Regions from separate parts of the Homo sapiens genome. Here region 2 is linked to region 1. A link is a loop called in an ENCODE intact Hi-C map of the cell type or tissue named here. Cell type or tissue: A673. All regions are shown on one strand. Links, peaks and the distances in the headings refer to the core of each region. The heading gives the core; the rest is flanking DNA. Region 1 has its middle 310 kb from the start of LINC01192. Region 2 has its middle 170 kb from the start of LINC01192.

Region 1 (7,586 bases), core at 1,127-6,126:
CTATTATCTCCTCTAGGATTATTAAAAAATATTATGTGCTCTAGATGAATTATCTTCATGTAGTAGTTAAATGTGGTTATACATTCCAACCTAGATTTTAAGCTTAAACTTTGTGCCTTTGTGATAGATGGTATATGACATTTCTAATTGATTTCTAGAGAAATTATTCAATTTTTAATTTATTCTTATCATATAATAATAGATTATTATTTCACAAATTATATCCTAGAGTAAATAACTTCTAGATAGATGAAAACAATTGTAAATTAAAATTATCAAATTTTCACTAAATTCTTATCTACCTGATTTATTCAAAGGGCATGTAGGCTAGGGTTTCTGGTAACCAAATCTACATTTATCTCCATATTTAGCCCAGACACTCTCATTATAATTTTGTCTTACTTTTTAGTGTCAAACAATGTGCAACAATCCGGGGACATTTAACACAGATGCATTTGGACCCACTGCTCACTCATAATGAGAACTTCTAAAACTTTATCAAATTCATTTATCAAATCAAATATTTTTTATTGAGTTTTTAGGGTTTTTTAGGTATAAGAACATATCATCAGAGAAAAGAGATAAATTAATTGCTTTTCCAATTTGGATGCCTTTAATTTTCTTGCCAGATTGCTCTGGCTAAGCTTCAAGCACTGTATTAAATAGGAGTGGTGAAAGTGAGCATCCTCATTTTGTTCTAGTTCTTAGGGGATTAAAATTTAGTTGTATTTTTTTAAGCTTACTTTTGAGATTTCTTTGTCTTTCTAAGCTCCAGTTTGCTTCAACTATTTTTTATAATAATAATATATATTGACACTGAAAAAATGCCTTTTGTTTAGCACCTAATAATATTTCATGCAAAATTCTCTAAAGATTTTTAAGACCTTTGTAGATTATGTAGGTTTTTCACTAATTCAAGTCCATTTATGACAAAATATACCAGTGTCTTTGCCTTAGTACATTTCCTATCACACTGTAACATTCTTTTTGAAAAATATATTTTATAAAAATACTGTGTGGCATCTTCTTAGTTCTTAATTATGTTTTTAAAACTTCCAGGTGTTGCCTTAGATTTTCATTAAAAAATGATTATTTTAATGTTATGTTAATTTCTGTGTTGCTAAGATATTATTTTTTATTAGTCTGAACTAAAATTAGAGTTCCAAATCTTATTCTTTAGCTTGATATCCTTTTAAAACTATATGGAATAATAATTTAATATGTATATTAAATGAATATAAATATTTCATGTGTACAGATAATAGAAAATAAAGATTAAATTAAAAAGTTAGATCATGTGCTTGATTATTCAGAATCATTTTAAGAAGAGTTATCAAATGATAAAAACAGAATATCAGGAATTAACTAGCCATTTTTTATAATGTTCATTCTCACTTTTTTTTTAACCTTTGCTTGTTACAGAAGCAATTTGCTTCTGTTCATCTATATTCCTATGTATCTTACATCAATAATTCTTGTTTCTTTTTTAAATAATTTCAACTTTTTTTTAGATTCAGAGGGTACATGTGCAGATCTTTCTCTCTCTCTCTCTTTCTCTCTCTTTCATTCTTTCTTTTTTTGATTTTTACTGGCATGTTCTTGCTATGTTGGCCAGGTTGGTCTTGAAATCTTGGCCTCCCAAAGTCCCAAAATGCTAGAAATACAGATGTGAGCCACAGCACCCAGCCTGCAGGTTTGTTACATGGGTATATTGTATGTCAGTGAGGTTTGGGGTATGAATGATGCAATCACCCAGTATAGTACCCAATAGGTAGTTTTTTTTTTAGTTCTTGATCCTGTCTCTCCTCTCTCTAGTAGTCTCCAGTGTCTGTTTATTCCATCTTTATGTCTATGTGTACCGAATGTTTAGCATCCATTTATAAGTGAGAATATGTAGCATTTGATTCTTTCTTTCTGTGCTAATTTGCTTAGGATAATGACCTCAAGCTGCATCCATGTTGCTGCAAAGTACATGATTTCCTTCTTATGGCTGTATAGTACTCCATGATGTATATATATAACATTGGTCCAAAAGTAGTTGTGGTTTTGTAATTTAAAAGAAATAGCAAAAAATGCAATTACTTTTGCACCAACCTAATGTATATATTACGTTTTTTCCAAGATATGATTAATATATTTTCCAATATATTATATTACATATTCTTTTATAATATGTATGTATTAGATTTTCCTTTTTCTAATCCACTATTTATGGGCACCTAGGTTGATTTTATGCCTTTGCTATGGTTAATAAAGCTGCAATGAACATATACGTGATGTGTCTTTTCGTTAAAATGATTTCTTTCCTTTGTGTGTATACCCACTAATAGGATGGCTGGGTAGAGTGGTAGTTCTATTTTAAGTTCCCTGAGAAATATCCTAACTGCTTCCCTTGTGGCTGAACTAATTTATATTTCAATCAACAGTGTATAAGCATTCCTTTTTATTGGCAGCCTTGCCAGAATCTGCTATTTTTTGACTTTTTATTAATAGCCATACTGACTTGTGTGAGATAGTATCTCCTTGTGGTTTTTAATATTTAAGGTCTTATATTTAAATCTTTCACCCATAGTATCTCATTGTGGTTTTGATATACCTTTCTCTGATGATTACTGATGATGAGCATGTTTTCATATGTTTGAGAAGAGTTTGTTCATATAATTTGTCCATATAAAGAGGTTGTTTGTGTTTTGCCTGTTGAATTGCTTAAGTTCCTTGTAGATTCTGGATATTAGACTTTTTTTGGATGCATAGTTTGTGAACATTTTCTCCCATTCTGTAGGTTGTCTGTTTACTCTGTTGGTGTTTCCTTATACTGTGTAGAAGCTCTTTAGTTAAGTTAGGTTTCACTTGTCATTTTTGTTTTTTTCTTTTTCTTGAAATTGCTTTTGAGGACTTAGTCATAAATTATTTGCCAATGCTGATGTCCAGAAGGGTATTACCTAAGTTTTTTTCTAGGATTTTTAATGTATAACGTGGTATTTAAATCTTTTACCCATATTACACTTGTATGTGGTGAAACAAAGGGGTCCAGTTTCATTCTTCTGTATATGGCTGGTCAGTTACCCCAGCAACATTTATTGAACAGGAGTCTTTTCTCTATTGTTTATTTTTGTCAATTTTGTCAAACATCAGAGGGTTGTAGGTGTGTGGCTTTATTTATGTGTTTTTTATTCTGTTCCCTTTCTGTATGTTTCTGCTTTTATACCAGTACAATGCAGTTTTGGTTACTGTACCCTTACAGAAAGTCAGTAATGTGATGTCTCTGGCTTTGTTCCTTTTGCCTAGAATTGTTTTGGCCAGTCGGGCTCTTTTTGGTTCTATATGAACTTTAGAATAGTTTTTTTTTTTTTCTAATTCTGTGAAAAATGACATTGGTAGTTTTATAGGAGTACTGTGGAAGATGTAGATTGCTTTGGGCAGAATGGCCATTTTAATGATACAATAGTTATTTTTAATGCCTTCCTTTCTTTCTCAGATCCAATCAGTTACCAAGATCTGTGCAATCTTCAGTTATATATATTTTATGTAGACCCTTTCACTTTTCATTCGTAGTATTCATATCCTGGTCTAGGTACTCATGACTTTCTGGACTGCCAAAAAAGCCTTCTAATACATCTCTCCAAGGCTGCTTTGTTTTTCCTCCTCTACTCTGTCCTGCATAACAGCATCAGATTGATATTCCAGGAACACTACTTTGATCATAGCACTTCCTAATTTCTTCCACAGCACCATCACTGACTTTCTGAGAAAAATCAAATAATTTCAGGTAGCGTCCAAGACCCTCTTTCCAGACTTTTTGCTATCCTATATTCAACTATAGCAAATCTGGTGCATTTTTACTTCTCCAAATGCAGCTGTTGGTTTTCTGTCTCCTAATGTTTATTCCCTTCCTTCCTTCCTTCCTTCCTTCCTTCCTTCCTTCCTTCCTTCCTTCCTTCCTTCCTTCCTTCCTTCCTTCCTTCCCTGCCTCCCTCCCTCCCTCCCTCCCTTCCTTCCTTCCTTCCTTTCTTTTTATTGAGACGGAGTCTCGCTCTGTCACCCAGGCTGGAGTGCAGTGGCACGATCTCGGCTCACTGCAAGCTCCGCCTTCCAGGTTCACGCCATTCTCCTGTCTCAGCCTCCCGAGTAGCTGGGACTACATGTGCCCGCTGCCACGCCCGGCTAATTTTTTTGTATTTTCGGTAGAGACGGGGTTTCACCATCTTAGCCAGGATGGTCTAGATCTTCTGACTTCGTGATCCGCCTGCCTCGGCCTCCCAAAGTGCTGGGATTAGAGGCGTGAGCCACCGCGCCTGGCCTACTAATGTTTATTCTTATTATTTTCTTCTCATAGAATGCCATGTATCACTAACACCAACTACCCAGTTATTATAACACCTACAACAGATGCCAACAAATTTTTGAATTTGTCTGGATATCCACAACTCATATATCATTGTTGTTTGAGTAATTATTTTTTAATATTTAAATCTTGCCTTATGATATGTGAGGAATTACATATTTTATCTATCCTACAAAATTTTAAGAGGTAGGAACGGTTTTATGTATATGTATAAATATACCTCAGTACTAATACTACCATATAATTACTTTATATATACTACCAATACTACCCATATAATTACTTTAAAAACTCATTGGATAATTGACCAAAAAACAGATAAGTTATTAAGGCCAAGTAATCAAGAAAGAGAAAATGAGAAGTTATCTACTAAATTTATTGGGAATTATTTTAAAACTATATATATAGTTTTATATATTTTTTATATATATTTATATATTTTATATATTTTATATATATATATAAAATACTGTTGCTACCAAAAAAATAATAAATGACAAAATCTCCAACGCATAAGGAAGAGTAAGCTATTTGTCACACATTTATTTTCAATTAAAATAATGGAATCTCACATACAGATATATCTGTTATAGTGTCATATTGCACTTTAGTACACATTACCTCATTTTGTCTTCACAGACGCACATGTAGAATGCCTTTCTACTGTTGTTATCCTGATGAAGAAAAGATAGTTTAAGGAGTTAAATAACTAATAAGAGTTTTAGAGCTAATAAGAAATAGAGTCTGTATTTGGAAACAAACAAAAACTTTATCTGTGATTACAAGACTCCTGCTGTTTCTCCTGCACCATAATAACTTGTTGTTTTATCCATGAAGTTCCTCATGCTTAATAACTTTCTTATGCTCAACCAGTTGTTACAGGATGATGTATTGATACTAGAGCGCAGACTTTATTGTTTAGCTATTGTTTTCATTATGTCACTCATTTAAAAAATAATGGTATTTATGATGTAAATAAGATAGGAAGAAGAGGAAGTAAAGAGACAAACATAAAATAATCTGCACAATTATTATATATACAAATCCTCACAAACATAGGCCAATGTGTATTGGGTGTATGTAAAGTTGCAGAGTTAACATTTCTGTAAGTAATATCCTTTAGAGCAAGATTTGAACTTTTAAAATCACATCTGATATAACTTTCTTGACTCTCAATGTAAACAGTGGAATAATAGCATTATCTCCAACAGGAGCTAAAGAAATATTTATATTTTTTGATGTAGTATGAAATAAGATCTACTAGTGTTGATTGCTCACTACCATTCAAGTTCATTAAGTATGGCTCTTCAAAATATTCAATCTTCTAACAAAATATTCACTACACTAACAAAAAATAAGATAAAAATAACGACATGCTGTATTTTTGATTGATTTGTTTTTAACCCTTAAACTATCTGTAAATTTTCAAAAACACTTCAACGGATTAATCATGGAGTATAGAAAAAGAGGAGTGTGCATTAGAATTTGTGGCAAAAGTTATTACACAAGTCATCTAATTTTTTATTACAGTTCTGTATATACTACTATTTAGAGATTGAGATTAGTCATATGTGCTGCATACTTTGTTTGTTTTAACAGTTCATATATTTATATAATTTAGTCTCATTTTAAAAACCTATTCTGCCATGTTAACATAACTTCTTCAGCCACTGGATTTTCTTTAAATGGAACCAGAACTTGAAGTGGTTTTCATTTAAGGATGATATACTTAAATACTTAATTGTACACTTCTCTAATCAAACTTTTTACCCTGATTTTCATAATCTAACTCTTATTATCTTCCTTTCGTCCTGTTACTATCACTCAGAGGCATTTAACTTCAGCGAGGAAAACCTTGTTTTATTTCTTGAGCATAAAAGCTTTTTATTGCAAATGTTTAGATAAACTGTTTTCTTTTTCTGGAATGATCTTACCCTCAATACCTTAGATAGTGGGATCCTTCTCACTTTTGAAGTTTCAGATTAAGTATCATCTCCTCCGAATATAGTTCCTTAGTATTTCAGTAGACTGTAAAACAAACAACAAAAAACACACAAACAAAATACCTCATTGCCCTCAATCATGAATTTTTGTCCCTTTCTCATCAGTATCCATATTTTTAATTCAAAAGTTATTTTCTTTTTTATTTCAGTTACTGCAATTTTGAAAAACAACTGGAAAAATATAAGTACCCAATTTCTTATTTTGAGGTCTGGAAAAAAATCAATACATTAAAAGACATACTGAATCAAAAGTAGGATTTAAGATGACTGAGAGAATTGGTATTGAAGACATAACTATACATAGATGTGTTGACATTATTTTTGTATATTTATTATTGTCAATTCAGTGACTGATAGAAAGATGCACAATACTATGTAACAAACTTGCTCCTACCCCTTGGAAACAGATCATCTAAATTTGCTGATTTGGGTTTATTCAAATATTCAAGAATCCCTGTCAGGTTTGGTCAATAGCATTTTTGCAAAGACATCATTATTTTCTAAATTTCTATCATTTTTCTAATTTAAAAATTATTTGTACAAGTAGTTTCAACAACTCAGCCATTTTGAACTTACTAATTTTAAGCTTGTCCTTATTAATTAGTAGCCTATTTTTGCATCATTGCTTATCTCCTGATAAATTCAAAGCAATCACAATTTTAAAGCCATTGTACCAGTATAAGCTTTTTGCCCCTTTTATTTATTTTATCCATGGAAGCTTTTCTATTTTCTACTATTCTTTTCTATTTTCTATTACTATACCGTTTTCACCCTTAAACATATAGAAAAGTTCCTAGTAATAACATCTCCTTATTTACAGCAGTATGTTAGTAGCAATCACAAAAAGGGGGGATGAGAGGTTTTGTATTCTTTTTAAAGACAATTAATTAATATTTAGAAGTTATCTTCACGGATTTACCGATCTGATAATTTGCTAAACCCAAAATTCCAACAAGTAACAGGAAAGAAAGAAAAAAATGATTACAAAATATCAGGAATGAAAAATAATTTTATGTCTAATTTAAGGTTATTAGTTCAACCTATATTGACTAAACAGCTAGACAAACAAATAAATAATTGTTGACTGTCTGGCACTTTCTTCCAAGAATCTACAAATTACTGCATCCAGAGGAACTGGCTACAATATACCCTATATGCCCATTTTATAATGCATGGTCCCCTTAGGTCCTGCTTAACTTTAAGTTTGGCTTCTGGCCAATGTGAAATAAACTAAGGGA
Region 2 (7,586 bases), core at 1,106-6,105, 140 kb before region 1:
AATGTTCATCTTTCTGTGCCTGGTTTATTTTACTTAACATAATGATCTCCAGTACTATCCATGCTGTTGCAACACACTGGATGTCCTTCTTATTTATGGCTGAATTGTGTATATGTACCACATTTTCTTTATCCATTCATCTGCTGATGGACACTTAGGTTGCATCCAATTCTTAACTATTGTAAGTGCTGCAACAAACGTGAGTGTGCAGATACTTATTTGATATACTGATTTGCTTTATTTTGAGTATATACCCAACGGTGGGATAGCTGAATTATATGGTCTCGATTTTTAGGTTTTTGAGGAATCTCCATACTGTTCTCCATAGTGGTTGTGCTAACTTATATTCCCACCAATAGTGTACAAGAGTCCCCTATTCTCCATATCCTTAGCAGCATATGTTATTACCTGTCTTTTGGATGTAAGCCATTCCAACTGGGGAGAGATAATATCTCATTGTAGATATTTGCATTTCTCTGACTATCTATGAGGTTGAGCCCCTTTTCACATGCATGTTTACCATTTGTATGTCTTCTTTTCAGAAATGTGTATTCAAATCTTTTTTTTTTTTTTTTTTTGAGACGGAGTCTCGCTCTGTCGCCCAGGCTGGAGTGCAGTGGCGCAATCTCGGCTCACTGCAAGCTCTGCCTCCTGGGTTCACACCATTCTCCTGCCTCTGCCTCCCAAGTAGCTGGGACTACAGGCGTCCACCATCACGCCCGGCTAATTTTTTTGTATTTTTAGTAGAGACGGGGTTTCACCATGGTCTCGATCTCCTGACCTCGTGATCCGCCCACCTCGGCCTCCCAAAGTGCTGGGATTACAGGCGTGAGCCACCATGCCCGGCTCAAATCTTTTGTCGATTTTTATCAGATTATTATATATTTTTTTCCTATAGAGTTGTTTGAGCTCCTTATATATTCTGGTTATTAATTCCTTGTCAGATGGGTAGTTTGCATATATTTTCTCCCATTCTGTGCATTGTCTCTTCATTTTGTTGATCATTTCCTGTGCTTTATGAGAAGAGAGTGAAAGTATTCTAGAATGAATACAAGGAGACGAGTATGAAAAATTAAATTACCATGAGTACAAAGAAAGGACAGCATTCCACACACACCAATTGTGGAAAAGAAATGTGGGCCTGAAGAACAACCTGTAAGTTTGATAACATTAAATAGCAACAAAATCTCCTTATTTCATATTTACTTGTATGGTATATATCTATAGTCTTGGGTTTGGTAAATATTCTCCTAATTGATGACATACACATTAAAGTGAAATATTTATAAGAAAAAAATCAAATTTTTATTTGAACATTATATTTTAACATGAAAGCCAAATAAAAAGTATTAAAAGCAAAAGATATAACATAATATATAATGTCCTCTAAGTAACTTTCAAATATTAAAAAAAGATACTTTGAAACTTTTAAAAAAGGTTTTATGCTAAACTTTTTAAAGAGGTATTATTTTATCATTTATGTTTTCAAAATTTTTTCAAAATATTTCTCAGTTTTATATTTGTACTTTGTTTTTTTGATGTTTAATATCATGTTTATTTTTTTATTTATTTATTTTTATTATTATTGTACTTTAAGTTTTAGGGTACATGTGCACAATGTGCAGGTTAGTTACATATGTATACATGTGCCATGCTGGTGCGCTGCACCCACTAACTCGTCATCGAGCATTAGGTATATCTCCCAAAGCTATCCCTCCCCCCTCCCCTGACCCCACAACAGTCCCCAGAGTGTGATGTTCCCCTTCCTGTGTCCATGTGTTCTCACTGTTCAATCCCCACCTATGAGTGAGAATATGCGGTGTTTGGTTTTTTGTTCTTGCGATAGTTTACTGAGAATGATGATTTCCAATTTCATCCATGTCCCTACAAAGGACATGAACTCATCATTTTTTATGGCTGCATAGTATTCCATGGTGTATATGTGCCACATTTTCTTAATCCAGTCTATCATTATTGGACATTTGGGTTGGTTCCAAGTCTTTGCTATTGTGAATAATGCCACAATAAACATACGTGTGCATGTGTCTTTATAGCAGCATGATTTATAGTCCTTTGGGTATATACCCAGTAATGGGATGGCTGGGTCAAATGGTATTTCTGTTTCTAGATCCCTGAGGAATCGCCACACTGACTTTCACAATGGTTGAACTAGTTTACAGTCCCACCAACAGTGCAAAAGTGTTCCTATTTCTCCATACTCTCTCCAGCACCTGTTGTTTCCTGACTTCAAACTATACTACAAGGCTACAGTAACCGAAACAGCATGGTACTGATACCAAAACAGAGATATAGATCAATGGAACAGAACAGAGCCCTCAGAAATAACGCTGCATATCTACAACTATCTGATCTTTGACAAACCTGACAAAAACAAGAAATGGGGAAAGGATTCCCTATTTAATAAATGGTGCTGGGAAAACTGGCTAGCCATATGTAGAAAGCTGAAACTGGATCCCTTCCTTACACCTTATACAAAAATCAATTCAAGATGGATTAAAGACTTAAATGTTAGACCTAAAACCATAAAAACCCTAGAAGAAAACCTAGGCATTACCATTCAGGACATAGGCATGGGCAAGGACTTCCATGTCTAAAACACCAAAAGCAATGGCAACAAAAGACAAAATTGACAAATGGGATCTAATTAAACTAAAGAGCTTCTGCACAGCAGAAGAAACCACCAACAGAGTGAACAGGCAACCTACAAAATAGGAGAAAATTTTCGCAACCTACTCATCTGACAAAGGGCTAATATCTAGAATCCACAATGAACTCAAACAAATTTACAAGAAAAAAAACAAACAACCCCATCAAAAAGTGGGTGAAGGACATGAACAGACACTTCTCAAAAGAAGACATTTATGCAGCCAAAAAACACATGAAAAAATGCTCATCATCACTGGCCATCAGAGAAATGCAAATCAAAACCACAATGAGATACCATCTCACACCAGTTAGAATGGCAATCATTATATTTGTACTTTGTAAGTTTATGAAGACACAGTCAAGATTCCAGAGCAAATGATTATTAACAGATCACTAATCTTAAAATGATGAGCTATATTTTACAGAGATTGGAAGCAAATAATCTTCCTAGTTGATATTGACCACAATTCCTTCAGTTTTTGTTCCAATTATGAATCAGCTTTTCAAACAACCCCCAAGAGAAAGAAAGAAACGAGAGAGAGAGGAAGGAAGGAAGGAAGGAAGGAAGGAAGGAAGGAAGGAAGGAAGGAAGGAAGGAAGGAAGACACCAATTTCTCCAAGACACTAAACTGTTGATTTCTGGTGCTTAAATTGCCACAAAATTTGCAACAGAAAGCTACTAATACAATATATCTCTGGTCAATATGTATCACAGGCAGATGTTTTCACTCCTACCTCTCAACCAAAAAAAATAAAAAAGAAAAGAAAGAAAGAATAAAAAACACAGATGCCAGAACCTGTTTTACCATGTGTGATGAGGTAACTAGAAATTTGTTCCGCTTTCATTTTCAAAGTGTTATTTTCTATTTTTCTCTATGTGACCCAGTTGGATCTGGTCGCTTTCTGGTTGACTTTCAAAATGCAGTGATTTATCTCACTATAACATTTGTCTTAGCCAATTACATTCTTTTTGGTAGGAAGTCATGGACTTGAGCGTCAATAATTGCTTTGAAGAAGTCACAGATGAGAGAGAAATGAGAGGGAATAAAACACCCTCATTGTGAACAAACTATGTGGACCTCAGCCATAAATTTGCAGAAGAATTGTCCACAAGGTAAGGATAAGCATCATATAAATTATTTTGTTGAAATAAAAACCATTCTGAAAAGCTTCTTATGTATATAATTTCCTCATAAATATTTGCTTAATTAAATTGACCAGAAGGTAAACATAGTGTCTGGAAGACATTTAAAAAATATTCATGCAACACATTAAAATAAATAGAAATTTTAGGAAACTTGGGACTAGTTATGCTATTTGTCATAATGAACTTACTTTAAAATTTATCAAAAGTTTTTTTTCTCATTAAATCTGGAAATTAAGCAGGCACACAATGATGTAAGGAATAATGAACATTATCAAAATATGGATTCAACTCTTCTTTACACAGCAAAACATTCAATTTAAAGATAAATCTCACAGAGACTTATACTGAAAAAAAAATGTGCTTTGCAACAGAAAAAAATTAAAAAAAGAAAGCTAGTCCAAATATGGGCTAGTCTGACGCTGATGCTATTGTGGAGCATTTTATATTAGGATTCAATGTGGCTAGTCATGCCAACCTTAATACATGCAAAGCTGTTATAAATCAGGAAGCCATCTAAACTCTAGGAAAGAAAAAAGTACACCTCAGCTATAGTTAAAATGTTCTTAGGATTCTGTTTGCATGTTTACCTCTCTAAATTTGAAAATGCTAGATAGTCTTTATTGGACCCATATATGAGCTGAACCACTCATCTGTGCATATAGCTCACAGCCTATATTTCTATATTCCAGAAATGGTTCCTGGTAGACATTTCTTCGGGGGTCTATAACGTTTGACCCTCAAAGAACATTTGGTTGTGTCTACCTTTTATTTTTTCTCCATGCGGGATTTTCTGGTGAAAACTGGAAAACCTACTAGACAAATTGTAAAAGAGCTATAACACTTGGGCTGTGTCTCTTTGATCAGTCTGCTTCTAGGGCACTTATTTCAAGACTTTGAAATAGAGGAATCTGGTGTATAGAATTGCTTGTGACTTTTGCACATTGGTTTTGTATCCTGAGACTTCGCTGAAGTTCCTTATCAGCTTACAAGATTTTGGGCTGAGACAATGGGGTTTTCTAAATATACAATCATGTCATCTGCAAACAGAGACAATTTGACTCCCTCTCTTCCTACTTGAATACACTTCATTTCTTTTTCTTGCCTGATTTCCCTGGCCAGAACTTCCAATACTGTGTTGAATAGGAGTGGTGAGAGAGGACATCCTTGTCTTGGGCTGCTTTTCAAAGGGAATGCTTCCAGCTTTTGCCCATTAAGTATAATATTGGCTATAAGTTTGTCATAAATAGCTCTTATTATTTTGAGATATGTTCCATCAATACCTAGTTTATTGAGAATTTTTAACATGAAGCAATGCTGAATTTTATCAAAGGTCTTTTTTGCATCTATTGAGATAATCATGATTTTTTTCTTTTTTTTTTTTTTGGAACACAACCATAACTTTTTGTTTATTGCTTACATATTTCTTTTTTTATTATACTTTAAGTTTTAGGGTACATGTGCACATTGTGCAGGTTAGTTACATATGTATACATGTGCCATGCTGGCGCGCTGCACCAACTCGTCATCTAGCATTAGGTATATCTCCCAATGCTATCCCTCCCCCCTCCCCCCACCCCACAACAGTCCCCAGAGTGTGATATTCCCCTTCCTGTGTCCATGTGATCTCATTGTTCAATTCCCACCTATGAGTGAGAATATGCGGTGTTTGGTTTTTTGTTCTTGCGATAGTTTACTGAGAATGATGATTTCCAATTTCATCCATGTCCCTAAAAAGGACACGAACTCATCATTTTTTATGGCTGCCTAGTATTCCATGGTGTATATGTGCCACATTTTCTTAATCCAGTCTATCATTGTTGGACATTTGGGTTGGTTCCAAGTCTTTGCTATTGTGAATAGTCCCACAATAAACATACGTGTGCATGTGTCTTTCCAGCAGCATGATTTATAGTCCTTTGGGTATATACCCAGTAATGGGATGGCTGGGTCAAATGGTATTTCTAGTTCTAGATCCCTGTGGAATCGCCACACTGACTTCCACAATGGTTGAACTAGTTTACAGTCCCACCAACAGTGTAAAAGTGTTCCTATTTCTCCACATCCTCTCCAGCACCTGTTGTTTCCTGACTTTTTAATGATTGCCATTCTAACTGGTGTGAGATGGTATCTCATTGTGGTTTTGATTTGCATTTCTCTGATGGCCAGTGATAATGAGCATTTTTTCATGTGTTTTTTGGCTGCATAAATGTCTTCTTTTGAGAAGTGTCTGTTCATGTCCTTCACCCACTTTTTGATGGGGTTGTTTGTTTTCTTCTTGTAAATTTGTTGGAGTTCATTGTAGATTCTGGATATTAGCCCTTTGTCAGATGAGTAGGTTGCGAAAGTTTTCTCCCATTCTGTAGGTTGCCTGTTCACTCTGATGGTAGTTTCTTTTGCTGTGCAGAAGCTCTTTAGTTTAATTAGATCCCATTTGTCAATTTTGTCTTTTGTTGCCATTGCTTTTGGTGTTTTAGACATGAAGTCCTTGCCCATGCCTATGTACTGAATGGTAATGCCTAGGTTTTCATGGTTTTAGGTCTAACATTTAAGTCTTTAATCCATCTTGAATTGATTTTTGTATAAGGTGTAAGGAAGGGATCCAGTTTCAGCTTTCTACATATGGCTAGCCAGTTTTCCCAGCACCAATGCCTTTCTTCACAGAATTGGAAAAAACTACTTTAAAGTTCATATGGAACCAAAAAAGAGCCCTCATCGCCAAGTCAATCCTAAGCCAAAAGAACAAAGCTGGAGGCATCACACTACCTGACTTCAAACTATGCTACAAGGCTACAGTAACCAAAACAGCATGGTACTGGTACCAAAACAGAGATATAGATCAATGGAACAGAACAGAGCCCTCAGAAATAACGCCGCATATCTACAACTATCTGATCTTTGACAAACCTGAGAAAAACAAGCAATGGGGAAAGGATTCCCTACTTAATCATGTGACTTTTTTCATTGCTTTTATTTATGTGATGGATTACGTTTATTGATTTGTATATGTTGAATATGCATCCTAAGGATGAAGCCAACTTGATCATGTTGGGTAAGCTTTTTTGATGTGCTGCTGGGTTCAGTTGGCCAGTATTTTATTGAGGATTTTTCCATCTATGTTCTTCAGGGATATTGGCCTGAATTTTTTTTTTTATATCTGCCAGGTTTTGCTATCAGGATGATACTGGCCTCATAAAATGAGTTAGTGAGGAGTGCCTCTTTTTCTTTGTTTGGAAGAGTTCCAGAAGGAATGGTGCCAGCTCCTCTTTGTACCTCTACTAGAATTTGGCTGTAAGTCCATCTGGTCCTGGGCTTTTTTTGGTTGGTAAGCTGTTACTTACTGCCTGAATTTCAGAACTTGTTATCGTTCTCTTCAGGGATTTGACTTCTTCCTGGTTTAGTCTTGGGAGGGATTATGTGTCCATGAATTTATCCATTTCTTCTAGATTTCCTAGTTCATTTGCATAGAGGTGTTTGGAGTATTCTCTGATGTTAGTTTGTATTTCTGTGGAATCAGTGGTGAAATCATGTCCTTTTTAGTGACATGGATGAAGCTGGAGGCCATGATTCCCAGCAAACAAACACAGAAACAGAAAATCAAACACTGCATGTTCTCACTCATAAGTAAGAGTTGAACAGTGAGAACACATGGACACAGAGAGGTGAACATCACTCACAAGGTCCTGTGGGAGGGTGGGAGGCAAGGGGAGGGAGAGCATTAGGACAAATACCTAATGCATGTGGGGCTGAAAACCTAGATGACGGGTTGATAGGT

What was found. Hi-C counts contacts between places; a loop is a spot of excess contacts. Peaks named below come from ENCODE experiments on the same cell type or tissue, not always from the same donor. Only the 100,000 strongest peaks of a DNase experiment are listed, where the experiment ranks them.
Region 2: a loop joins it to region 1, with 13 times the contacts of the local background. A loop is called at or near these places in 3 of 110 quality-filtered maps.

Annotation. Positions count from the first base shown.
Region 1 is chr3:163,608,287-163,615,872 of GRCh38, forward strand. No RefSeq gene overlaps it. Among named protein-coding and RNA genes, the nearest start is that of LINC01192, 310 kb to the left of the region's middle. In A673, for the core only: no CTCF peak of the experiment used is centred there; DNase peaks (open chromatin) are centred at 3,775 and 4,145; H3K27ac peaks cover 4,926 bases.
Region 2 is chr3:163,465,610-163,473,195 of GRCh38, forward strand. It overlaps the pseudogene RNU7-82P. Among named protein-coding and RNA genes, the nearest start is that of LINC01192, 170 kb to the left of the region's middle. In A673, for the core only: no CTCF peak of the experiment used is centred there; DNase peaks (open chromatin) are centred at 3,242, 3,542 and 4,272; H3K27ac peaks cover 3,577 bases.